2 separate regions of the Homo sapiens genome follow, and region 2 is linked to region 1. Evidence: read pairs that join two places in POLR2A ChIA-PET (ENCODE). Cell type or tissue: PC-9. All regions are shown on one strand. Links, peaks and the distances in the headings refer to the core of each region. The heading gives the core; the rest is flanking DNA. Region 1 overlaps PTPRJ (protein tyrosine phosphatase receptor type J). Region 2 has its middle 62 kb from the start of PTPRJ.

Evidence for each region. Peaks named below come from ENCODE experiments on the same cell type or tissue, not always from the same donor. Only the 100,000 strongest peaks of a DNase experiment are listed, where the experiment ranks them.
Region 2: POLR2A ChIA-PET joins it to region 1 with 5 read pairs; 4 of 35 experiments call an interaction of 5 or more read pairs at or near these places.

The regions. Positions count from the first base shown.
Region 1 is chr11:48,058,718-48,071,139 of GRCh38, reverse strand. All of the region lies in intron 1 of PTPRJ (protein tyrosine phosphatase receptor type J), which reads right to left. Among named protein-coding and RNA genes, the nearest start is that of MIR3161, 32 kb to the left of the region's middle. RefSeq lists an enhancer at 9,489-9,783. In PC-9, for the core only: no CTCF peak of the experiment used is centred there; DNase peaks (open chromatin) are centred at 7,429 and 8,299; H3K4me3 peaks cover 627 bases; H3K27ac peaks cover 2,500 bases.
Region 2 is chr11:47,911,989-47,924,410 of GRCh38, reverse strand. No RefSeq gene overlaps it. Among named protein-coding and RNA genes, the nearest start is that of PTPRJ, 62 kb to the left of the region's middle. In PC-9, for the core only: no CTCF peak of the experiment used is centred there; a DNase peak (open chromatin) is centred at 5,120.

The sequences.
Region 1 (12,422 bases), core at 6,292-8,791:
TATCTAACCCTTCTTTTCACTCATCTGTAGTTCTAGTGAACCAATAATTATGCAATCCCAGGATAACCAAGTCCCTCTACCTCTCAGAAAATAAGTAATAATATACTTTAACAGCAATTTGTACAATTATGTGACATTCAGACCAACTAAAGGTCCTATCATACAGCACTAAATTATCAACTTCCCTCTGAATTTGAAAATGTCAAAGCCATTTTTAATTAAAGAATATAAAAATAGTTCTGTCCTCCAAACAATAATGAATGATATTTGCTGTTGTTGATAAATTGCCAGAAGATAAATAATGAAGTATACTTCAATAATCCCATTTAAGAAATTTTCCACACAGAATAATACATAGAACAAAAACTCTTAGCAATGGCACGTTCACATTTAAAATCAGATCACCAGCAGGAGCAAAAACAAAAGGCCCATGGAGAAATCCCCTCGCATAAGCGTATTACTCAGGTGAATTAAACTATACTTGCTGAGGGGATTCAGGTAGTGAAATAAAAATAATTTAAATAGTGTGAGTACTACTCCACCCACACTATGGAGATGAGACTAAGCTGGGAGATCTAAATCTACTGATCTACTGAGTCCCAACCCAATTCCTGTGTGCCTTTTTTTTTTTTTTTTTTTGGAGACAGAGTCTTGCCTGTCACCCAGGCTGGAATGCAGTGGTGCAATCTCAGCTCACTGCAACCTCCGCCTCCTGCGTTCCAGCAGTTCTCCTGCCCAGCCTCCCTAGTAGCTGGGATTACAGGCGCCCACCACCACACCTGGCTAATTTTTATATTTTTAGTAGACATGGGCTTTCACCATGTTGGCCAGGCTGGTCTCGAACTCGTGACCTCAAGTGATCCACCCACCTCAGCCTCCCCAAAATGCTGGGATTACAGGCATGAGCCACCGCGCCCAGCCCCTTGTGCCATTTCTCAACATCCTCCTGGTGAGCTAACCTTTAAGGATATGGATTTTCCATACAGGTAGCCCCTAAATACCATATTTTATTGGATGCCCAACCAAAGATATGGCACTTTTTTCAACCACAAAAGGACCAACTGGCTGAGGAGAGCTTATTGAGATATGGTGAATGTTTCTCAATGTGGCAGATAAATATCACTTTTGTTCATTATATTTTGGGATGATCCAAGCAATGATTTTCACTGATGATTTTGACTAAGTATCATTTCTCCCACACCACTGACTTTTCAGGGAGAACCAACTACAAATGAGATGCAAGTCCACGACATTAGCTGTTTCCTTGAACAAGAACTTGGCATATTTAATGGTGACTTTGGTCCAAAACCAAAATAAGTATTATACAGTCAAGTTGCATTTGTTCACCATCATTGGATAACTGGCTTTCCATAAACAAATTAATTGTCAATGCAAGGCCAGGCGCAGAGGCCTGTAATCCCAGCACTTTGGGAGGCTGAGGTGGGCGGATCACGAGGTCAGGAGATCAAGACCATCCTGGCTAACATGGTGAAACCCCGTCTCTACTAAAAATACAAAAAAAATTAGCCGGGGGTGGTGGCAGGCGCCTGTAGCCCCATCTACTCGGGAGGCTGAGGCAGGAGAATGGCGTGAACCCAGGAGGCGGAGCTTGCAGTGAGCCAAGATTGCGCCATTGCACTTCAGCCTGGGCACCAGAGCGAGACTCCATCTCCAAAAAAAAAAAAAAAAAAAAATTATCAATGTAGTTTTTATCACAGCCATTTAGAACTGAGAAGATTTGGGCCAGGTGCAGTGCCTCATGCCTGTAATCTCAGCACTTTGGGAGGCCAAGGCAGGTGGATTCTTGAGGTCAGGAGTTCAAGACCAGTCTGGCCAACATGGTGAAATCCCATCTCTACTAAAAACACAAAAATTAGCTGGGCATGGTGGCAGGCGCCTGTAATCCCAGCTACTCGGGAGGCTGAGGCAGGAGAATCGCTTTATCCCGGGAGGCGGAGGTTGCAATTAGCCGAGATCACCCCACTGCACTCCAGCCTAGGCATCAGAGCGAGACTCCATCTGAAAAAAAAAAAAAAGAACATTTGAAAATGGGTACACATCTTATTCTTAACTGGTGTCACCTTCTTTGCATCTCCTAGGGTGATTTCAAGGTTGGATTCAAAGATCACTTCCTCTCCAGAGCTGTCCTGGAATTCTCCCTGGGGCAGATTTGGAATGTCAAGGAACATAAAAATAAGAGTATCAGCAGACATCAGGATATACCAGGCTGTGTGCAAAGGCAGTTTCCATGCCTTTTCTCATTTAATCTTCACAAGAGACCTCTGAGTGTAGAACTTACTTGATCTACATTTCACACATGAGCAAAGTGAGGATTAGGGAGGAGAGGGACCCAGCCCATGCTCCTGGAGAAAGTAAGGGCAGGGCCAGATTCCGTGCATGGACCATCCTGGCTCTGTGTTCCTCTGCCTGAGCTCGCTCTTCTATCTTAAAATGGATCACGTGAGCTCTTGCCGTCACTACAGTGCAAACTCCCTACAGCCAAGGTCCATGTCTGTATTAGTCTGTTCTCATGCTGCAAATGAAGACATACCTGAGACTGGGTAATTTATAAAGGAAAGAGGCTTAATTGACTCACAGTTCCACATGGCTGGCGAGGCCTCACAATCACGGTGGAAGGGGAAGGAGGCGCAAAGTCACATCTTACATGGTGGCAGGCAAGAGGGCTTGTGCAGGGGAACTCCCATTTATAAAACCATCAGCTCTCGTGAGACTTATTCACTACCACCAGAATAGTATGGGAGAAACCACCCCCCCATTCAATTATCTCCACCTGGTCCCACCCTTGAAACATGGGGATTACAATTCAAGGTGAAATTTAGGTGGGGACACAGCCAAACCATAGCAATGTCTTTTCATCTACCCATTCCCAGCAACCTGCACAGTTCCTGACCTATACCAGCTGATTTTAAAATGTTCATTCAGTGTTCCCGCTGCCTAAAGCAGGCCATTCATTCAGTCAATAAATCAATCAATCTAGCCATCGCTAACATGTCTATCTCAGCCCTGTTGCCTCTCCAAATGAGGAATAAAAGAAATGATGGAAATCTGTATGTATTACACTGTGTCATCTTCCTAAACTGAGTACTCTGAATGTAATATTGCCCTGATCTCCTAAGCAGGCCCAGTCATATAATTAGCAGACTGTTCATATTGGGCTGGATTAATATTTTTCGGGGCCTATTGAGACATGGGCCTTCTGTATTCTCATTAGAAACTAAGCCCGTCCCCAAGGGCTATGGAGGTGTTGGAGCGCACGCCTCCCCTTTTTTCAGTTTCTCCTATCCTATTTCCACCCTATCATAGCTTTTTGCAGGCCTCTCCTATTCCTTCTAATATCCTGCTTATCTAGATAGGAGACTAGAAGAACTGCACTTGTTGGACCAATCTGTAAAACATGAATGAAAAGACTGTCCTCTGAGAAAAACAAGAAGGCATGCTTTGGGGAACTTCTATTCTCCTTGCTTGTTCGGGTTTCTTTTTCCTGTGGTTTGCCTCTTGGTGCAGAGCAGTGGTTTGGATAATTGCTGTTGCCTGGCCTGTCAAATCCAGGGGGAAAGAAAAAGAACACTTCCTAGGATAAGACTCTCTTCTCTTTCAAATTTCCAAATAAATTCACAGTCAGAGGGCCCTTCCCTGCCTAAGAAAGTCTGAAACTTTCTTTCCTGGACAATAGTCTGTAAAGAGTGAAAGCACATCCTATCTCCAGGTCCTACCAGGGGACCTCCGAGGAGGGACTTTGAAAGTGCAAGCAAGTCTGGCATTGAGGAAGTCATCCGCACCATTGGCAGCGGCATTGCTTTCCTTTCCTTCCCCCCATTGTCCGCAGAATGGTGTCTCCTCCAGGCCGGTGAGGAAGGTTCCAGGCCGGAGGCTCTGTAATTGCTCTGGTGGAGGGAAGGGGTGAGTTTGATCACAGGAAAGGGACTCCTTTCCAGGAGGCCTCCTAATCCCTTCTCTCTCCAGAGGAGAGAAAAAAGGAAGGGGCGGGGTTGGGGACAGACTCCTTCTACTTCCTTCTTTTCTGTATTCCCCACTGCAGGTTTCAGATTTTCTAAACCAAAACTGAAGATTTGCATTATTCTGTCTGTGTCCAAAGTTAATTCCCTTTTTCATTGAAACTCTGGGAGGTACCCACAATCATTATTTAATCGTGACTCATTTAACCATTTAATTGTGACCCTGGAAGGTGTCCACAACTTCATGGAAAACCATTTGTCAAGAATACGACTGGAAGGCTGGGGGCGGTGGCTCACGCCTGTAATCCCAGCACTTTGGGAGGCCGAGGCAGGCGGATCACCTGAGGTCAGGAGTTCCAGATGAGCCTGGCCAACATGGTGAAACACCATCTCTACTACAAATAAAAAAATTAGTTGGACATAGTGGCTCAAGCCTGTAATCCTAGCTACTTGGGAGGCTGAGGCAGGAGAATTGCTTGAACCTGGGAGGCGGAGGTTGCAGTGAGCCAAGATGGCACCACCGCACTCCAGCCTGGGCGACACAGCGAGACTCAGTCTCAATAATAATAATAATAATAATAATAATAATAATAATAATAATAATAATACGACTGGATAATTCCTATAAAACCAGCCCCTGACTAGTTTCCCAGGAAACAGTCACAGTGGAGAGGGGAGATCTGGATTCGACTCAGGCTCTTCTGTTGCACCACCCTGTGCCCTGGGGCTGACTTAACTCCTGAACCTCAGCCCACTGCCTGCAGAGCAATGGCGGGGACCCATTAGGGTAACTACATATTTATGATACTTAATGTATAAAATACACAAGCTTTCCAAGTGGAAAGTCTTCGAGGACATCCCTTGTGTTTACACTCATCCCTGAAGAGTTACTTCAGTCTATCTCAGAGCACTGGAGGAGGAGTGGGGATTCTCACTTTTTGCTTTTATGCATCTACATTATTTAAGTACTTGCTGCAATACGCATTACTTTGGTTTTTTTTGTTATTGCTTTGTTTTGACAGGGTCTCACTCTGCCACCCAGGCTAGAGTGCAGTGGCATGACTATAGAGCTCACTGCAGTCTCAAATTTCTGGACTCAAACTATCCTCTTCCCCAGCCTCCTAAGTAGCTGGGACTACAGGTGCACACCACCGTGCCCAGCTATGTATTACTTTTGAATTTAAGAGAAGGGTTTTCATGTTTCAAAAACAAGTCAAGAGTGACAATTCCTTATCCTGCTCAATAACATGAAGGCCAGCATGGTATAGTGGTTAAACACCAGGATTCTGAAGTTCAGCTGCCTGGGTTCAAATCCCAGACCTCACTTGGCAAATGCCTAGCCTCAGGAGTGTCATTCCACTTCTCTCTGCCTTCTTCTCTCCACCCTGTAACAGGGGTGACAATAACACAATGGATGGTTGGGGTGGGTTAGTAAGGTAATGTGTATAACATTCTTAGAACAGACCTGGCATAGTAAGCACCCCATAGGGTCTACCTCGGTATCATCTATAAACATTACTTATAAGTAAAACAATGCATGAAAAGGGCTTTGTAACCTATACTATGCCACACAAATAGGTCACCACAGAGAAAGACACTTACTTTTAAAAGTTTTTTAATCTAACAGAGGATATACAATTTACAAACAGGAAAAAGACTTACAGATGTTTCTAGAACATGTAAACGTGAATCTGTGTAATGGGAAAACACTGAGGGGTACCCCAGGTGGGGGAATGAAGACAAGAAGAAGGCAGATTTCGGCATGGGGTCCTGGGAGAGCCACCGCCTCCCAGGAATGACACACACTGAGCGGGCTTAGAGGAGGGAGGACTCAGAAACCAAAGCAGTTGGCCAGGCGCAGTGACTCACATCTGTAATCCCATCACTTTGGGAGGCAGAGGCAGGCAGATCACCTGAGGTCGGGAGTTCGAGACCAGCCTGACCAACATGGAGAAACCGCTTTTCCACTAAAAATACAAAATTAGCCAGGCATGGTGGTGCATGCCTGTAGTCCCAGCTACTCGGGAGGCTGAGGCAGGAGAATCGTTTGAACCTGGGAAGAAGAGGTTGCAGTAAGATGAGATCGCACCATTGCACTCCAGCCTGGGCAACAAGAGTGAAGCTCTGTCTCAAAAAAAAAAAAAAAAAAAAAAAAAAAGGTAGTTGAGGAAAACAGGTCTCAGCCCCACTGGTGCTGTGGAGAACCTCTTCCTTCAGTTTCCCTATTAAATTTGCAGCTCAGAGCCGGGCGCAGTGGCTCACGCCTGTAATCCTAGCACTTTGGAAGGTCAAGGTGGGTGAATCACCTGAGGTCAGGAGTTCGAGACCATCCTGACCAACATGGCAAAACCCTGTCTCTACTAAAAATACAAAAATTAGATGGGCGAGACTCAGTTCTCGGGCCCGTGGTGGGCGCCTGTAATCCCAGCTACTCAGGAGGCTGAGGCAGGAGAATTGCTTGAACCCAGGAGGCGGTGGTTGCAGTGAACTGAGATCTCACCACTGCACTCTAGCCTGGGCGACAGAGTAAGACTCTGTCTCTAAATAAATAAATAAATAAATACATTTGCAGCTCGGGCTTCGTAGTGGGCTTCATTCCTCACTCCTTGCTCAGCAGGAAAACATGCTGAGGATTCTCAGGGAGCAGGAAAGGCTCGGGCAGACTCTGCCTAAACAGGCAATGCCCAAGTTCAGCCCATGGTGAGCTGACCCTGCAGCTCCGACTGCTGCTGGGCTGCTGCCCGGTGTCAGCCCAGCTGTTCGGACCCTGCTGTATCCTCTCCCCACAAAAGGTCCAGCCCTTCTCACTTTCTGAACCAACCTAGCCCTTAGGAGAAGAGACCTTCAGGTCCTTAAGGAAGGGCCATGACAAAGCCAGGGTTCAAGGGCCTTCACCACCTTCCCTGACTCACAAAATTATACATGAAGAAGAAACAGGACCCATTTGATGCACAGTTAAAATGAGGGTAGAGGGGTGGGGAAAAGAGCCCGTGTACTTTGGAGACCCTGCCCCACATAAAAACTAAAAACAGAAGGAAACACAAGCTGGGAGCAGCACTTAAAGGCCTAAAAAATGATTAAGTCACCTCTAAAACGAAACAACTTTAGGCACCCACTTGAGAGCTGGACTTTGAAGAAGCAGAAAATCAACTCTCAGGCAGAAAAAAAAAATCACTGAGAATCAAAACTAAAGCCAAAATATGAGCTCTTTTTAAAAACACACACACACACACACACACACACATAAGCTGAGAACTTTCTACAACAAATGCCAGATTTTAGCTTGGGAGAAAAACAGAAGCCTTTGGATAAAATAAACAGAAGGGCGAAAAAGTTCCCCTCACATAAACCAAGGGGAACCTCCTTCCCCAGATCAAGTTCTGACCTTTATGTGAACTCAAAATAACTAGCTCATGATTTCACAAAGCAAAAGGAATGGCAAGCATTTTGAATGATGCTAAAAATCTTAGTTCTTCTCTGGCTTTTTGTTAGGCAGCCAAGTGTATCAGTCAGAGCAAAAGTAGCCTAAAAATGTGCACTTCCCTCTCTGGGAAAGACTGGTGAGGCCATCACAAACGGCCACCCCCCAGCAGCCTGTTGGGACACTGCCCATATATGTGAAAACCAGAATTTTTAATGAGAACTGAGCAGGGAAGGCCAATTACCTTTCATTCATTCATTCATTCAACAAATATTTACTGACTACCTACTATGTGCCAGTCACTATTTTAGAGCAGTGCGAGAAAGAGACCAAAACCCTCCTTTTCAGGAGATAACCTCTCCAAAGTTAGGGGTTTTTTCTTTTGTTCTTGTTGTTCTTGTTGTTGTTGTTTTTGAGATGGAGTCTTGCTCTGTTGCCCAGCCTGGAGTGCATTGGTGCAATCTCAGCTCACTGCAACCTCCACCTCCCAAATTCAAGCGATTCTCCTGCCTCAGCCTCCCAAGTAGCTGGGATTACAGACGTGTGCCACCACGCCCAGCTAATTTTTATATTTTTAATAGAGACAAGGTTTCACCACATTGGCCAGGCTGGTCTCAAACTCCCGACCTCAGGTGATCCACCCACCTCGGCCTCCCAAAGTGCTGGGATTACAGGCATGAGCCACTGCATCCAGATCAAAGTTGGGTTTTGAAATATAGGCATCAGTTCTCTTTTTTAACAACTAAATGGACATCTAAGATATTCCCTGACACCCTCATTCATACAAATCTGCTCTTACCTTGCTCCTGCTTCTGCATAGCTAGTAGTCTGGAATGCATGACAACTCTACTGCCCCTGCCTCTATCCAGGCAGAGACAAAGATAACCTGCCCAGGAACAAATCTTAGCCCCAGGCTGATAAAGAATAGCTCTACCTAAGTATGCACCTGTTGGAAAAGTTGGCAGGGAGGGGATGATTAAATGGGAGAATATGAGAAAGTGCTTCAGAAACAAAGCTGTCCAAGGGCAAAGCAGTCTTCTTGTTCGATCTCTCTTCCTTGACGCTGCTCCAGCACCTTGTCCAACCTCGTAGGCAATTTTCTATCTCCACATTGACAAGGAGACAAACAGTTGCTCAATTACCTGCCAATGTTGTTGATAATGAGATAATGATCCTTTAACAATAACAACAAAAGAACAACAAGCACTGTTTTTTTTGGTTTTTTTTTTGAGATGGAGTCTCGCTCTGTCGCCCAGGCTGGAGTGCAGTGGCATGATCTCAGCTCACTGCAAGCTCCGCCTCCTGGGTTCACGCCATTCTCCTGCCTCAGCCTCCCAAGTAGCTGGTACTACAGGCGCCCGCCACTACGCCCAGCTAATTATTTGTATTTTTAGTAGAGACGGGGTTTCACCGTTTTAGCCAGGATGGTCTCGATCTCCTGACCTCATGATCCGCCCGCCTCGGCCTCCCAAAGTGCTGGGATTACAGGCATGAGCCACCGCGCCTGGCCTGCCAGGCACTTTTTTAAGAAACCTAGAAGTTTGGCCGGGCATGGTAGTTCATGCCTGTAGTCCCAGCACTTTGTGAGGCCGAGGCAGGCAGATCACTTGAGTCCAGGAGTTAGAAACCAGCCTGGGAAACATAGCAAAACCCACCAAAAAAAAAAAAAATTAGCCAGGCATGGTGGTGTATGTCTGTAGTCCTAGCTACTCAGGAGGCTGAGGTGGGGGGATCGTTTGAGCCCAAGGGCTGAGCCAAGATCACACCACTGCACTCCAGTCTGGGCAACAGGGTGAGATCCTGACTCAAAAGAAAAAAAAAAAAAAAAAAAACTATAAGTTGGTGCCATTATGATCCCAATTTTACAGAGATGAGAAGACCAAGATAAAGAAAGTTAAGGAACATGTCCAAAGTCACACAACATGGAGTTGTTGTGTGAACATAAAGCATTCGGCCCTTAGTAATAAGTAGGGGGGGTATTTTTCCCCAATAATAAGTCCTCCTGAAGCAGGCAGCCCACCCAGGACACTTGCAGCCTCTCAAGGCCCCTCTGGGGTGGGACTCGCACCTGTGTGAGAGGTACATAACAGAGAGGTGGTGAGAGCAAATGCTGGTGCCAGGATCCCAGCTCTGTACTTAGTGTGTGGCCTGAACAGGTCAGGTGCCTTTCCTCAGACTGTTTCCTCATCCACCGAACAGAGATCATGATAGTATCTCCCTTACAGGATTACTGTGCATGACACAGCACTGCCTGTGTTACTATCAGCAGCAGCAGAACCATTACTGCAGCACCTCTGAGCACAGCATCCACACCCCAGTCATGCCAGAGTCAATCCCCCATAGAGGGCTTTTCCAGGAGCCCCACCGGTGACAACAGCCTGCAATCATTTGCCAACACAGGGTCAGGTGGCCACTCCTATGTGTGCGTGAAACTGAGAAGCAGGCTTGTGTTAGAAAGGAGAAGAGGGCCAGGCACAGTGGCTCATGCCTGTAATCCCAGCATTTTGGGAGGCCGAGGTAGGCGGATCACCTGAGGTCAGGAGTTCGAGATCAGACTGGCCAACATAGTGAAATCCTGTCTCTACTAAAAATACAAAATTAGCCAGGTGTGGTGGTACATGCCTGTAATCCCAGCTACTTGGGAGGCTGAGGCAGAAGAATCGCTTGAACGATTGATAGCGCCATTGCACTCCAGCCTGGGCAACAAGAGCAAAACTCCGTCTCCAAAAAAAAGAAAGAAAGGAGAAGAAGAGATTGAGATTAAGAGGAAGCCAGTAGTGTCCGCCATGGTGGCAGAGCCAGGACTGGTCCCCAAGCAGCACACTGCACACAAGAGCAATTTGGGGGCAGCCTGAGCAGGTAGCAGCCTCTGCACCCTCAAAGGAACAAAGTCTCAGCCCCAGGAACAAATCTCAGCCCCTTCAGAGGCCCGCTAAGAAGCCACCTATCACACAGGACTTGAAAGCCATGCATTATTCTGAAAGAGTAGAGATGAGGAAGAAAAGCAGGCTAGAAGCTGGAGCTGGGGGATCCTGGCTGCTCAAAGGAAGCAGATCCCCTAATCAATCTCTACAATAACAAATTCGTTGAGGTGATGGTTCTAATAGAAACACTAAACAACCTAGAAGCTTCTTCCAAGCTTACTAAAATTAACAGGAGCCCCTAAAAGAATCTGCCATTACCTCACTGGCTTCCGACTTCTTCAATCAAACCTGCATCTTTCCAACTGTGCGTGTGGGTAGAGCAAATGCTTGTTTTTGGAACACACTGGTTTATTTTGTTGTTTGTGTGGCAACATGAGTTTGGATCTTTAGAAAAAAAAAACAGCTTCTGTTTCTATAAGTTATAGAAACGTGGCAGCTCAAGAGAGCTAGTCTTTGTTTACAGTACACCATCCACACTTTAATGGAAAAGAGAGTTTTCCTGGAGTTTGCTTCCTGGCTAAAAACAGGACATCTCGAAAACATTTTTCAAAAAATAAAATTGCATTCAAATATTATTTCGTCAATCTACCTCTTGAATTCTCAGTAACCATAGCCCCCAATCACTTTAAATTTTACTAATGGCAAAAATCTACTTTATAGACCTAGAGGGGAAAAAATAGGCATATCTTCACTTTCGAAAGTGTGATGTATTACAGTTAATCCGAACAGCAAGCTAATTGGGGGCCAATCACTCCGTTTACCAGGGGAGTTCACTTAACAAAACCTCCCTTCCACAGAGGCTTCCCAGAACCCCTTTTCCATAGAGCGCCCCATTCACCATGCTCAAAGTTCCCTTATAGCTTCAATCAAACAGGTTATGATGATTCCTTAATGCAATTCGGGTTTGAATCCGGCAGCAGCAGGTATGGTGGGTAAGAGCACAGATTCTTGAAGCCAAGACCCATGGCTCAGCTTCACCACCTGCTAGGTGTGACCTTGGGTCAATTACTTATCCTTTCTTTGCCTCACCTGTAAATCAGACTTGATAACTAACAGTAGCTACCTCATCAGGCGGCTGGGAGGAAGCATTTGGCACAGTACTTGTCCCAGAGTAAGACCTATGGAAGTGTGCACTACCTTGTCACCTAGGAGACCATAACCCTGTGAGGGCAGGAATGATGTGTCTTGCTCCTGCTCTATCCCAGGTGCACAGAGCACAACCTTCAGTATTTGTTACAGGACCATATTCTGTTCCTACTCTGTGCCAGACACTGTCTTAAGTGCTGAAGATGCATCAGTCAACTAACAGACCAGCATCCCCCTGTAGCCTCCATTCTAATTCAGGGAGGGGCAGTGTCATATATTAGAGCCAGAGCTATGGGTAAAAAGCAGAGCAGCCAGGCGCAGTGGCTCACGCCTGTAATCCCAGCACTTTGGGAGGCCAAGGCAGGTGGATCACCTGAGGTCAGGAGTTCCAGACCAGCCTGGCCAACATGATGAAACCCCACCTCTACTAAAAATACAAAAAATTAGCCGGATGTGGTGGCGGGCACCTGTGTTCTAGCTACTCGGGAGGCTGAGGCAGGAGAATTGCTTGAACCCGGGAGGCAGAGGTTGCAGTGAGCTGAGATCACGCCATTGCTCTACAGCCTGGGCAATGGACAGAGTGAGACTCTGCCTCAAAAAAAAAAAAAAAAAAAAAAAAAAGGCACAGCACAGTAGGGAGCGATCAGGAGTACTGATCGGGAGGAGCTATTATAAAACAGCTGATCAGGGCCGGCCTCTCTGTAGGGTGGAAGAAGTGGGGAGAGCCCCACGTTGTGCCTGGGAAGAAGGCCCATGCAAAGCCCAGAGGCAGGCATGAACGTGACGTGTTCTAGAAACTACCAGGGCCAGTGTGGCTCTGCAGAGGGGGCAGAGGAGGCACAAAATGAAGAGGCCAGGGAGCTGCCGGGGGCAGATCGTACAGGCCTTTGGGAGGATCTTGCCTTTTCCCCTCGGCGTGCCAGGGAATCACTGCGGGGCTTTGAGCAGAGGAGCAACATGATCTGACTTCAGTTTTTAAAAAAGATAATTCTGGTGGCCTCATAGAAATAGACT
Region 2 (12,422 bases), core at 3,563-6,062, 140 kb after region 1:
ACAACTTTCCTGCTTCCCTAAGCTTCTAGATAAAAGAAAATAAACGGCTCTGCTCTGAGTCAGCTGACAGCTATAAACCATTGAGTCTGAGGGAAATTTTTGGTCAAGAAGTGGTAGCAGGCCAGGCACGGTGGCTCATGCCTGTAATCCCAGCACGTTGGGAGGCCGAGGCGGGTGAATCACCTGAGGTCAGGAGTTCAAGACCAGCCTGGCCAACATGGTGAATCCCCATGTCTACTAAAAGTACAAAAATTAGCCGGGCATAGTGGCAGGTACTTGTAATCCCAGCTACTCAGGAGGCTGAGGCAGGAGAATAGCTTGAACCCAGGAGATGGAGGCTGCAGTGAGCCCAGATCATGCCACTGTACTCCAGTCCGGGTGACCGAGACTCCATCTCAAATAAAAAAAAAAAAAAAAGAAGTGGCAGCAGCCTCTTGTATGCCTGGTCTATCCTGGCTGCAGAGAGTTGTGTGTGGAACAAGTATCATTCTTGAACTGGCAGGAAAAGGATCTCTGGGAAGTTGCAGTGTCCACAGAGAGAGCAGGGCCAGCCCAGAAAATCTAAATGAGTCTCCTGGCCTGCCTCCAAAGGCAGCAAGCAGGGCCAGTGTCATGGGTGTGCAATCTCAGTTTAGAGGTGCCCTTGCACGTGGCTGAATGCTCTGCTGACACTGTCTTGAAATTTTTAATAATTTTCCAACACGGGATCTATATTTTCATTTTGTTCCAGGCCCTGTAAGTTACATAGTCAGTCCTGTAGGAAGTGTCACAAAACTCCTTTGTCACCTCAAGTATCCTAGCTTATTATTTTAGTTTGTTATGAAACATATTGAGTCCATTGTTTTTCTTTTCTTTTCTTTTTTTTTTTTTTTTTTTGAGACAGAGTCTTGACCTATCACCCAGGCTGGAGTACAGTGGTGCGATCTCGACTCATTGCAAACTCTGCCTCCTGGGTTCAAGGGATTCTCCCACCTCAGCCTACTGAGTAGCTAGGACCACAGGTGTCCACCACACCTGGCTAATTTTTGTGTTTTTAGTAGAGATGGGGTTTCACCATGTTGGCCAGGCTGCTCTCAAACCCCTGACCTCAAGTGATCCACCTGCCTCAGCCTCGCAAAGTGCTGGGAGTACAGGCGTGAGCCACCGCACCCGGCATATACAGCCTGTTCTTATTCACCAGTGTGCCAAAATGTATGGGATCCTTTCCTAAAAGCCATTTTATGTATTTATTTATTTATTTATTCATTTATTTATTATTAGAGACAAGGTCTCTTTCTCTCTCTCTCTCTCTCTCTCTCTCTCTTGCCCAGGCTGGAGTGCAGTGGCATGATCACGGCTCACTACAGCCTCAAACTCCTGGGCTCAAGTGATCCTCCCACCTCAGCCTCCTGAAGTAGCTATGATTACAGGCACAAGCCACTGCACCCAGCCTGAAAGCCATTTCAGAAGGGCTTGAGGATCCAGGCACTTGCACCTGTGGATGTGTGGGAGGGAAGGCCACGGTCAGGGTCAACAGAGCAGACAGGGAGTCTGGGCTCAGTAGCTCACGCCTATAATCCTAGCAGTTTGGGAGGCCATGGCAGGCGAATCGCTTGAGCCCAGGAGTTTGAGACCAGCCTGGGCAACATGGTGAAACCTCATGTCTACAAAAAATTTAAAAAAAAAACCTAACCTGGCATGGTGGTGCATGCCTGTAGTCCCAGCTACTTGGGGATGCTGAGGCAGGAGGATCACTTGAACCTGAGAGGTCAAGACTGCAGCGAGCAGAGATCATGCTACTACACTGCAGCCTGGGCAACAGAGGGAGATAGGCCAGCCTACTAACTTGATATACAGCCAGGCACTTTATCCCACTGCAGAGAGAAGGGAGAGAAGGCATCACAAGCCCCTTCAGCACTGGGTGGGTACTCTTAGGGCTAGAGAAGGGAGGTAGGCCAGTTACCATTTCTTGTGCCAGCATCTCTCTTTATTCCTGGTCCCATGGGGTGCTCAGAATTAGTGGTTCACAGTGTAGCATCTTTGAGGAAAATCTTCCAAAGAAGACACAGAAGCAGAGTCTTTAATTTTTGTTGTTTGCTCTGTCATTCAATAAATATTTACAGACTCCATCTCTACAAAAAAAAAAGGCCGGGCGCAGTGGCTCACATCTGTAATCCCAGCACTTTGGGAGGCCGAGGCAGGCAGATCACCTGAGGTCAGGAGTTTGAGACCAGCCTGGCCAACATGGTGAAACCCTGTCTCTAATAAAAATACAAAAATTAGCCAGGTGCAGTGGCAGTGGCAGGTGCCAGCTACTTGGGAGGCTGAGGCAGAAGAATTGCTTGAGCCTGGGAGGTGGAGGTTGCAGTAAGCCAAGGCCGTGCCACTGCACTCCAGCCTGGGTGACAGAGCAAGGCTCTGTGTAAAAAAAAAAAAAAATTAGCCAGGCATGGTAGTGCACACCTGGGGTCCCAGCTACTCAGGAGGCAGAGGTAGGAGGATCACTTGAGCCTAGGAGGTCGAGGCTACAGCAAGCTGTGATTATAACACTGCACTCCAGCCTGGGTGATAGAGTGAGACCCTGTCTCTAAAAAAATATATATATATGTGTGTGTGTGTGTGTGTGTGTATGTGTATATATATACAGATATAGATATATATCTATATATATCTATATCTATATCTTTAGTAGAGATGAGGTCTTGCTATGTCACCCAGGCTGGTCTCAAACTCCTGACTTCTCCTGGCCTCAAGTGATCCCCCTGCCTCAGCCTCCCAAAGTGCTGGGATTACAGGTGTGAGCCACCACACCCAGCCAAAAAGAAAAAAAAAAAGAGAGATATTTATTGAGCACTTAGTGGAGCTAGGCAATAAGCAACTAAATGAACACAATGATAAATATGAATTGTGGTAAGGGTTATGAAGAAAACAAAGACTGCCAAAAGAGAGTACCTGGACAGAGGTGGGGAAGGGCAGGAGAACTACTTGGCTAGTATGATTGGGGAAGGACTCTGATAACCTGAGCTTTTTCAGCTGAGATCTAAAAGATAAGTAGAAGCAGCTATGTGCAAAAAGGAGGAAGAGCAGACCCAGTAGCGGAAAGCACTGTGGGATGTTGGCATGTGCAGGAATGTGGCCTCTTCATGAAATGGACAAAGGCCAGTGGCAGGCCGGGCGTGGTGGCTCATGCCTGTAATCTCAGCACTTTGGGAGGCCGAGGCAGATGGATCACGAGGTCAGGACATCGAGACCATCCTGGCCAACATGATGAAACCCTGTCTCTGCTAAAAATACAAAAATTAGCCTGGCATGGTGGCATGCACCTATAATCCCAGCTACTCAGGAGGCTGAGGCAGAAGAATTGCTTGAACCCAGGAGGCAGAGGTTGCAGTGAGCTGAGATCGCGTCACTGCACTCCAGACTGGGCGACAGAGCGAGACTCCATCTCAAAAAAAAAAAGGCCAGTGGCTGGAGTGTCAGGAAAAATGAAAAATGGGGAGTATGCAGTAAGAGGAGGCGGGGTCTGAAGAGGTGGGCAGGGCCAGACCATACAGGGTTCTGCAGGCCACACTGGGGACCTTGGGTGTCATTCCAAATGTATCAGTCTTCGAAGACTTGTAAGAGGGACTGTAATGCCATCAGATTTACATTTGGGAAACCAAGAATAAAACCCAAATCTCCATCCTAGCTCTCTTTCTACTTCACTCAATGTCTCCTAGGTTCGGCCCTCTTCCAACTACAGAAAGGTCAGCCCTTGTACTAGAAGAGCTTTGAGGAACAGAAGACTAGCTAGAACTGAAAGGCAAAATGTTGCTTAGCAACCAGAAGGGTGGGGAAGTGTGGTTTTGCCACCTGGCATCCATTTACCCTTCTTACTAGTGTCTTCAACCGCAGATTTCCTCTTGGAGGAATGGAACAGGACCCCAAATGGAAAAACTAGCTACAAGTTACTAGTTAGGTAAGAAATGGCAGTGTCTCAGACAGGGGTAGTAGTAATGGGAATGGGAAAAAATGAGTGGAATTGAAGTATGCTTTAGAGGGGGAAGAGTTAGGTTTTTTGTTTGTTTGTTTTTTGTTTTTGAGATGGAGTCTCGCTCTATCCCCCAGCTGGAGTGCAGTGGCGCGATCTCGGCTCACTGCAACCTCCGCCTCCCTGGTTCATGCCATTCTCCTGCCTCAGCCTCCGGAGTAGCTGGGACTACAGGCACCCGCCACCAGGCCCAGCTAATTTTTTGTATTTTTATAGAGACAGGGTTTCACCGTGTTAGCCAGGATGGTCTCGATCTCCTGACCTTGTGATCTGCCCGCCTCAGCCTCCCAAAGTGCTGGGATTACAGGTGTGAGCCACCGCGCCTGGCCAATAGTTAGGATTTAATGATGGATTGTGGCAGGATAAAAGAGAGAGATGTTCAGGGTCACAGGTATCTGGCATGAGAGACTGAACGGCTGTAGGTGACATTTACAAAACTGGGTGAAAACTGATCTTGGAGGTGAGGACCAAGATCAAGAGATCTATTTTGAAGGTGTTAATTTTTTTTTCTTAGAGATAGGATCTTACTCTATCACCTAGGCTGGAGTACAGTGGTGTGATCATAGCTCACTGCAGTCTCAAACTCCTGGGCTCAAGCAATCCTCCCACCTCAGCTGCTTGAGTAGCTTGGACTACAGGTGCACACAACCACACCTAGCTAATTTTTAAATTTTTAGTGGAGTCAGGGTCTCACTTTGTTGCCCAGGCTGGTCTTGAACGTCTAGCTTCAAGTGATCCTCCCTCCCCAGCTTCCTAAAACATACATGTTAATTTGAGATGACTGTGAGGTATCAGAGTGGATGCAGCTATCCCAGCCCCACTAGACAGGTCAGAGGGAGGCTTCTGTCCAAAGGCTTGCTCGGAGGGACAGAATGCTCAGAAAAGAAGGGCAGGGCCTGGCTTCCTGCTCCCTCACTGCCAGCTGCTGGGTCCTGGGCCCCCAGACCAAGACTCCAGGATAGATTGTGCAAAATTTGGAATAATCAGTGACCTTTGTTTTTCACCCATCCTCACAGTTGCTTCAGGTCACCCCCTGATGTGGCACTTACACGCAGAAACACAAGGTTTAGAATAAATACAACTAAAAGACATGCACTGTGGAATGACTCATGCTCATTGAATGTGGGCACTAGCCTTTTCTCAGGAGCACCAAGTCCCAGAACCACAATGGCCTGGGAGACAGGGACCCTGGGTGGATGGGCCCTCCATTTGCACAGCACTTTGGGGCTTACAAAGCACTTTCACATCCATTGTTTCATTTGATTCTCTCAACAATTTTTGAGGGATTATCCTTAACTCTACTTTATATGAGAAGGTTCAGAGAGGTTAAGTAATTTGCCTGGGTTGCACAGGTATTAGGAGGAGTCAGAAATTAAGGACAGGGGCTGGGTGCAGTGGCTTACACCTGTAATCCCATAACTTTGGGAGGCCAAGGTGGGTGGATCATCTGAGGTCAGGAGTTCAAGACCAGCGTAGCCGACATGGTGAAACCCCGTCTCTACTAAAAACAAAACTTAGCTGGGCATGGTGGTATGCGCCTGTAGTCTCAGCTACTCAGGAGGCTGAGGCAGGAGAATTGCTTGAGCCCGGGAGGCGGAGGTTGCAGTGAGCCGAGATCGTGCCACCACACTCCAGCCTGGGTGATGAGCGAGACTCAGTCTCAAAAACAAACAAACAAAAAAAAAAAAACACAAAATTAAGATCAGAAACCAAAACAAATCATCTAATGCCAAGATTGAGGCACTTTCTAGCAAGCCACGTTCCATGGCAGGGATTGCCCATGTTCAGAGAAAGCTGCCTTCACTTCTAAGATATAATATGAGAGGCACAGGAGGCCCCCACTGCCTGTGACATTGCCCAGAACCCAGCCTAGTAAATTGCAAGGACCCCACAGAGATTCTATTCAGTCTCCTCGTCTTACAGCTGAAGAAAAAACTGAGACTCAGGGAGGGAAGAAAGTACGTGGCAATATCAGGACTAAAACCCAAATCTCCAGCCCAGATCTCTTTACACTTCACTCAAGGCCCCTGGGTTTGGCCCTCTTCCAACTCCAGAATGGTCAGCCCTTGTGCTAGGCGAGCTTTGCAGAACAGAAGAGGAACCAGAGCAGAAAAACAAAATGTTGCTTAGCAACCAGAAGGGTGGGCATGTGTGGTTTTGCCACCTGGCATCCATTTACCCTTCGTTCTGGTGTCTTCATCCCCGGCTTATTATCAGGGCACCAGCTACACACCCTTTTCAGGCTCTGCTCCTCAAAGAAATTCATTTCCTGGAGTTCACTTCACTTTCCGCTCCAAGAGTGGGCATGTGACTCAGGGTTGGCCAATCGGAGCATCACATTCCTCTGGCCAGTAAAGGGTCTGGGGCGGGTAGCAGGCTGGATAGGCTTTTCACATGTAATGCTTCACAAGATTGCAAAGCACCACTCAAGGACTGGAGGCTGGCTGAAGTGCTTTACAGACAAGGTCCTGGGTCCAATCCTGCCCCCTCTGCAACTCCAAGCCACCGCCTGATTTTGGCCAGCTGTTCACAAATGTGAATAAACAAGGAAGAAAATGTGAATCTGAGCCAGGCGCAGTGACTCATGCCTGTAATCCCAGCACTTTGGGAGGCCAAGGCTAGCGGATCACTTGAGGCCGGGAGTTCAAGACCAGCCTGTCCCAACATGGTGAAACTCCACCTGTACTAAAAATAGAAAAAATTAGCTGGCCATGATGGCCTGCACCTGTAGTCCTAGCTGCTTAGGAGGCTGAAGCATGGGAATCACTTGAGTCCAGGAGGCGAAGGTTGCAGTGAGCCAAGATCGTGCCATTGCACTGCATCCTGGGTGACAGAGAAAGACTCTGTCCCAAAAAAAAGGAAAATGTGAATCGAGTGACGTAAACCCCTCGACAATATAACTCCAATATCCTGCTAACAGGGGAGGAGGGGGAAGTCTTGGAAGGCTCACAAACTTCTCAAGATTCCTAAACTCATAAAGTACAGATTGCAAAGAGAAGTAGCAAAGATTCACCCATCTCCTCCATATCTCAGACAAGGAAACCAAGGCCCAAACTGGGGAGGTGAGTCCTTAAAGCCATGCAGAGAGTAGGTGACCCAGGTCAGTACTCAGCCAACAATGGCCCCTGACTGCTTTTATGTTATGATAGCAAATGGCCCAGGGTCTTTTTTTTTGAGACAGAGTCTCGCTTTGTTGCCCAGGCTGGAGTGCAGTGGCATGATCTCGGCTCACTGCAACCTCTGCCTCCCGGGTTCAAGCGATTCTCCTACCTCAGCCTCCTGGGTAGCTGGGATTACAGGCGCACACCACCACACCCGGCTAATTTTTGTATTTTTAGTAGAGATGTGGTTTCACCATGTTGGCCAGGCTGATCTCGAACTCCTGACCTCAGGTGATCCGCCCGCCTCGGCCTCCCAAAGTGCTGGGATTACAGTGTGAGCCATAACTCCTTTTTTTTTTTTTTAACCTCTAAGTTGGTAGACAGATGGCCCCTTCAGCCTTGCAGATTGGGATGCTTGTCAAAGCTGAAGAATACCCTCTGGCACCCCTATCTCCTTAGTAGTAGCAACAGAGGCAGCCCTGACCCAGCTGCATTTTTCTCAGGCTTTCTCAGACAAAGGGCCTGCATGCCTTGCCTTGTTATCTGTTACTCTTAATCAGCTCTGCTCCATTTTCTATCATGTTTTATCTGTAAAAGCCTCCTTGGCTGCCCAACAGGAAAGCTGGGCCGAGGTCCCAGAGTTAGTTTGAAAGCCAAGTTGGGACTGGTTTGATGGGAGAAAGAACAGCGGATGTGTCGGGCCTGCAGCCTGCAGTGCCTTCAGAGATCCATATCTCTGCACTCAAGGCAGTGTGGGGGAGGAGAAAGAGCAGGCCGGCTGGCCTGGGTTCACAGTCCAGCTACTTCCCAGCTGTGTGACTTTCAGTGAGATATTTCGCCTTCTGAACCTTACTTTCCTCATCTGTAAAAGAGGATGATACCACTTGCCTCGCAGCGTTGTTGGATTGCGTGTGTAGCGTCATTAGCTCTGGGCCTGGAGGATGGAACTCTGGCTATATTTGTTTTCCTGGTGCTCAAGGTGTGGAGTCATACTAATGAAGAATCAGTATTCTTATCCACGGGATTAGAATTAGTATTCTATCTGCCCTGAAGGTTGGGCTGTAGCATGATAGGCAGAGCCCAGGAACTGGGTCTGAGGATGGTGCTGATGCTCACCAGCTGTGGCTAATCCCACTCTTCTCTAAGATTCAATTTCCTCATCTCTAAGTGGAAAGCTTAATACCTTTCCTGCATCCTGATATTATAGTTATTAAAGTGCCTTGTTAACTGTAAAATACTATGTCAGTTTTATTTCTTCTTATTAGTACACACTGGTGTATAATCAAATCCTTCTGAGACCTTGGGCAAGTCATTAAACCCCTCTGGGTATATTCATCAGGGTCCCAGCAGGAAACAGATGGCACATTCAAATTGGGCAATTTGATTAGTGTGTAATAATGGGGCTATTTACAAAGATGTATGCACAAAATGGACAGGGCAGTACCTAGTAACCACAAGGAGCCCTTGCTCCCCCTCAGCCTTGAAAGAGTGAGGGAGAAGCAATTCCTTGGACCAGAGATGGCAGCTGCATGGAGAAGGCCACCTGACAAGGGCCGTGGCCTTCAGAGGAGGGATGCAGCTCATCCAGGGTGCCCTTGCAGGGAGGCGGTTGAGGAAATAATACTCACATCTCGCTCTCCTCCTGCCCTTTGATCTCCGGTGCGTGCTTTCCTTTGGCCTCACCAAACCGGAAGCCAGAGGGTAAGGGAACTCCTTGATGCAGGCCATACGGGTCACCCTCCCAGGACACAGGACAGGATGGAAAGGGTGGAGAGCAGGTTGGGTGACGGGGAGTGGGGGGGAATTGGCAGGTATCCAGTGCCCTGGGCTTTAGTGTATTTCACAATTAGAGGAAGGTGTTGAATGAGATGATGTCTCCTTCTTTCCCACCCCCTAACAGATTCTCAGCGCTTTTTCCAAGCTTCAGATCTGGACCTAGGGTTAGACCATAAGCCAGAATCCAAGCCCTCTCCCAGGGAGATCTTTAGTCTTCCTGATTAATAAAGAACAAGGACATCCTTTTCTGGCAGCCCCAAATTTAAATTACCCCCTTTGAGTCCCATACTCAAAGCAGTGGGTAAGCCAGCCACAAAGGGGGTAATTCTTTGGATTACTATGTTTTAGTATTTATTTTTCTCTTTTAATCAAAGTGCGCCAGGTGCATGTCTCAAATACTAAACAGATGCCGTTCCGCTTTCATTCATTGGGAAAAAAAAAAACTAATGCAATGTAGATGTCTCTTTAGGCCTTATCTTTAGAAATAATAAATTGCGTACAAGTGAACACCCTAGAGCAATCTAATTTCTTCCAGTACCTTCTAGCTGACAGGCAGCGTGGCTCCCAGGGGAGAAATCAAAGAACTGAGTAATCTTGGAGAGACAATAGTTCCCAAGTCCCCTTTTTCACTCCATCCTATTCCGGATGGTTGCTATAAATCATGTGCCTGTAAAAGAAGAGATAAGAGAGGGCTTCCCCAGAAATTCCAGCGTGGGCAGTACAGAACAATAGTTAAAACCATGGGCTCCAGGCCTGGCATGGTGGCTCACGCCTGTAATCCTAGCACTTTGGGAGGCCAAGGCAGGTGGATCACTTGAGGTCAGGAGTTCGAGACCAGCCTGGCCAACATGATGAAACCCCGTCTCTACTAAAAAGACAAAAATTAGGCGGGCGTGGTGGTGGGCACCTGTAATCCCAGCTACTCCAGAGACTGAGGCCAAAAAATCACTTGAACCTGAGAGGCAGAGGTTGCACTGAGCCAAGATTGTGCCACTGAACTCCAGCCTGGGCAACAGAGTGAGACTCCGTCTCAAACAAACAAACAAACGAAAACAAAACAAAACAAAACAAAAACCATGGGCTCTGGAGACAATGAAACCTGGGTTCAAGTCCTTGCTCTGTCACTCACAAAATTGTCTTTGTGACCTTGGACAAGTGACCTAAGCTCCAGTCTCCTCATCTGTCAAATGAACATCATAATACTCTACCTACTCATAGGGTTATTTCAAGAATTGCATGAAATGGTACATGTCTTTAGCATTCCATAAGTGGTAGTGGAGGGGAAGTTAGGAGCTGAGGACACACTAGATCCACAATAGTGCCCCCTTGCCTGCCATGGTACATCATATATGCTTCTTCTGTGGCCCTCATTGCTTTCCCTTGCATTTTAGCCATCCCTACCATCCCCCTGCTCTAGACCTGTCAGTCATCACTGGCCACACCCACAGTTCCCTCACTTAGGAGCACTGCCCTACCCCCCACTGCTATAAATCATGGGTATTTTTTAGCTCCTTAAGCAAATCACCATAATAAAATACTGTGTTTTATTTATTCCCCCATCATAGATACAGGACCAAGAAAGGCCATCCTGGTTCTGTAATGCAGACGAACCTAGAATCAGAGAACCTAGGTATTGTACTAGATAGAACCTGGAAGACTGACTTTTTTTTTTTTTTTTTTGAGATGCGGTCTCACTCTGTCACCCAGGTTGAATCCCAGTGGTGCGATCTCGGCTCACTGCAACCTCTGCCTCACAGGCTCAGGTGATCCTCCCACCTCAGCTTCTCAAGTAGCTGGGACCACAGGCACATGCCACCACGCCTGGCTGATTTTTGTATTTTTTGTAGAGATGAGGTTTTGCCATGTTGCCCAGACTGGTCTTGAACTCCTCAGCTTACCTCTTCCGCCTCCCAAAGTGCTGGGATTACAAGTGTGAAGCACTGCGCCCAACCCAGATGAGTGACTTAACCATAGGTTTCTACGTGAAACCTATCAACAAGCTGTGACAACACTAACCACCTGTGGAAAGCCAGCCTGCAAACGCAAAGCATACTTAGGAAAGAAGAAAAGAAAGGAGAGAGGAAAGGAAGTTTGAAACATATTTACCTTTTATTTCTAATTTTTAAATATATGTATTCATTTTTCTACTTATTATTTACCTTTTATTTATTAGGAATTAGCAAGGAGTTTTCCTGTGAGATCATGAGGTGAGGACCACAACTCTGGGAAAGCTTTATCTCCCCCTTTTTTACAGCTGAGAAAATGAGCTCAGAGACCATAAGCGACCTACCCAGAGTCACACAGCAAGTTAGAGGAAAAGTTAAAATCTCAACAGAGTGATACATATGTTTTGCGCCACCCCTTTCAAAAGTAGGTTGTTAGCATTCTTTATAAACAGCCCCTGTAGTTTGCTGACGTTTTGCTTGTATGTCAACACCACAGACTATTATGCAATATTATAAAATTTCACCATGATCTGTTTGCACTACAACAATGTACCTAAAGAAAATTTTTCTCTGATCAATTGCCTCATCTTTTTTGTTCATTTGTTTTGTCTTGTTTTGTTTTGAGACAGAGTCTCACTCTGTCGACCAGGCTGGAGTGCACTGTCGCTATCTTGGCTCACTGCAACCTCCGCCTCCCAGCTTCAAGAGATTCTCCTGCCTCAGACTCCTGAGTAGCTGGGATTACAGGCATGCACCACCACACCCGGCTAATTTTTGTATTTTTAGTAGAGACGGGGTTTCACCATGTTGGCCAGGCTGGTTTCGAACTCCTGACCTCAGCTGATCTGCTCGCCTCGGCCTCCCATGAGCCACGGCACCCTGCCCAATTGCCTAATATTTTACATCTGTCTTTCATGGTGATAGACTACTGGCCTAGAGGAATCATCCAAGAATTTAAAGTGTGCTCTGGCCAGGCACGGTGGCTCATGCCTATAGTCCCAACATTTTGGGAGGCTGAGGCAGGAGGATTGCTTGAGCTCAGGAGTTTGAGACCAGCCTGGGCAATATCGTGAGACTCCCCCCCGTCTCAAAAATAAAAATAAATAAAATGTGCTCTTTCAGGCTGGCTTGCACCCTCCTTCCTTCTTGCCACCTTTAGTAAATGACAAAGTCTTACTCTAAAATCTTTAGTCTGTGGTCTTATTTTTCCACATCCTTCTTCTCTTTCCAGCCCCACTGCAGTTTCTCTGGGTCAGGTCTTCAGATTATTGTGATACGCTCTCGATGTTCTTCTCACCTCTGGCCTCTCCATTCTAATCATTTTACACACATTGGTGATTAATTTATCTACTACACTGCTCATATCACAGTACTTAAATACTTTCATTAGCTTCCTGTTCCCTACACAAAAAAAGCCTCTTTTCCTTCTTTTTTTAAATTTTGTCTTCTTTCTAATCTTCCTTCCACATACACACACACACACACACACACACACACACAGAGAGAGAGAGAGAGAGATATTTTTTAGATGGAGTCTCGCTCTGTCACCCAGGCTGGAGTGCAGTGGCGTGATCTCTTGCTCACTGCAAC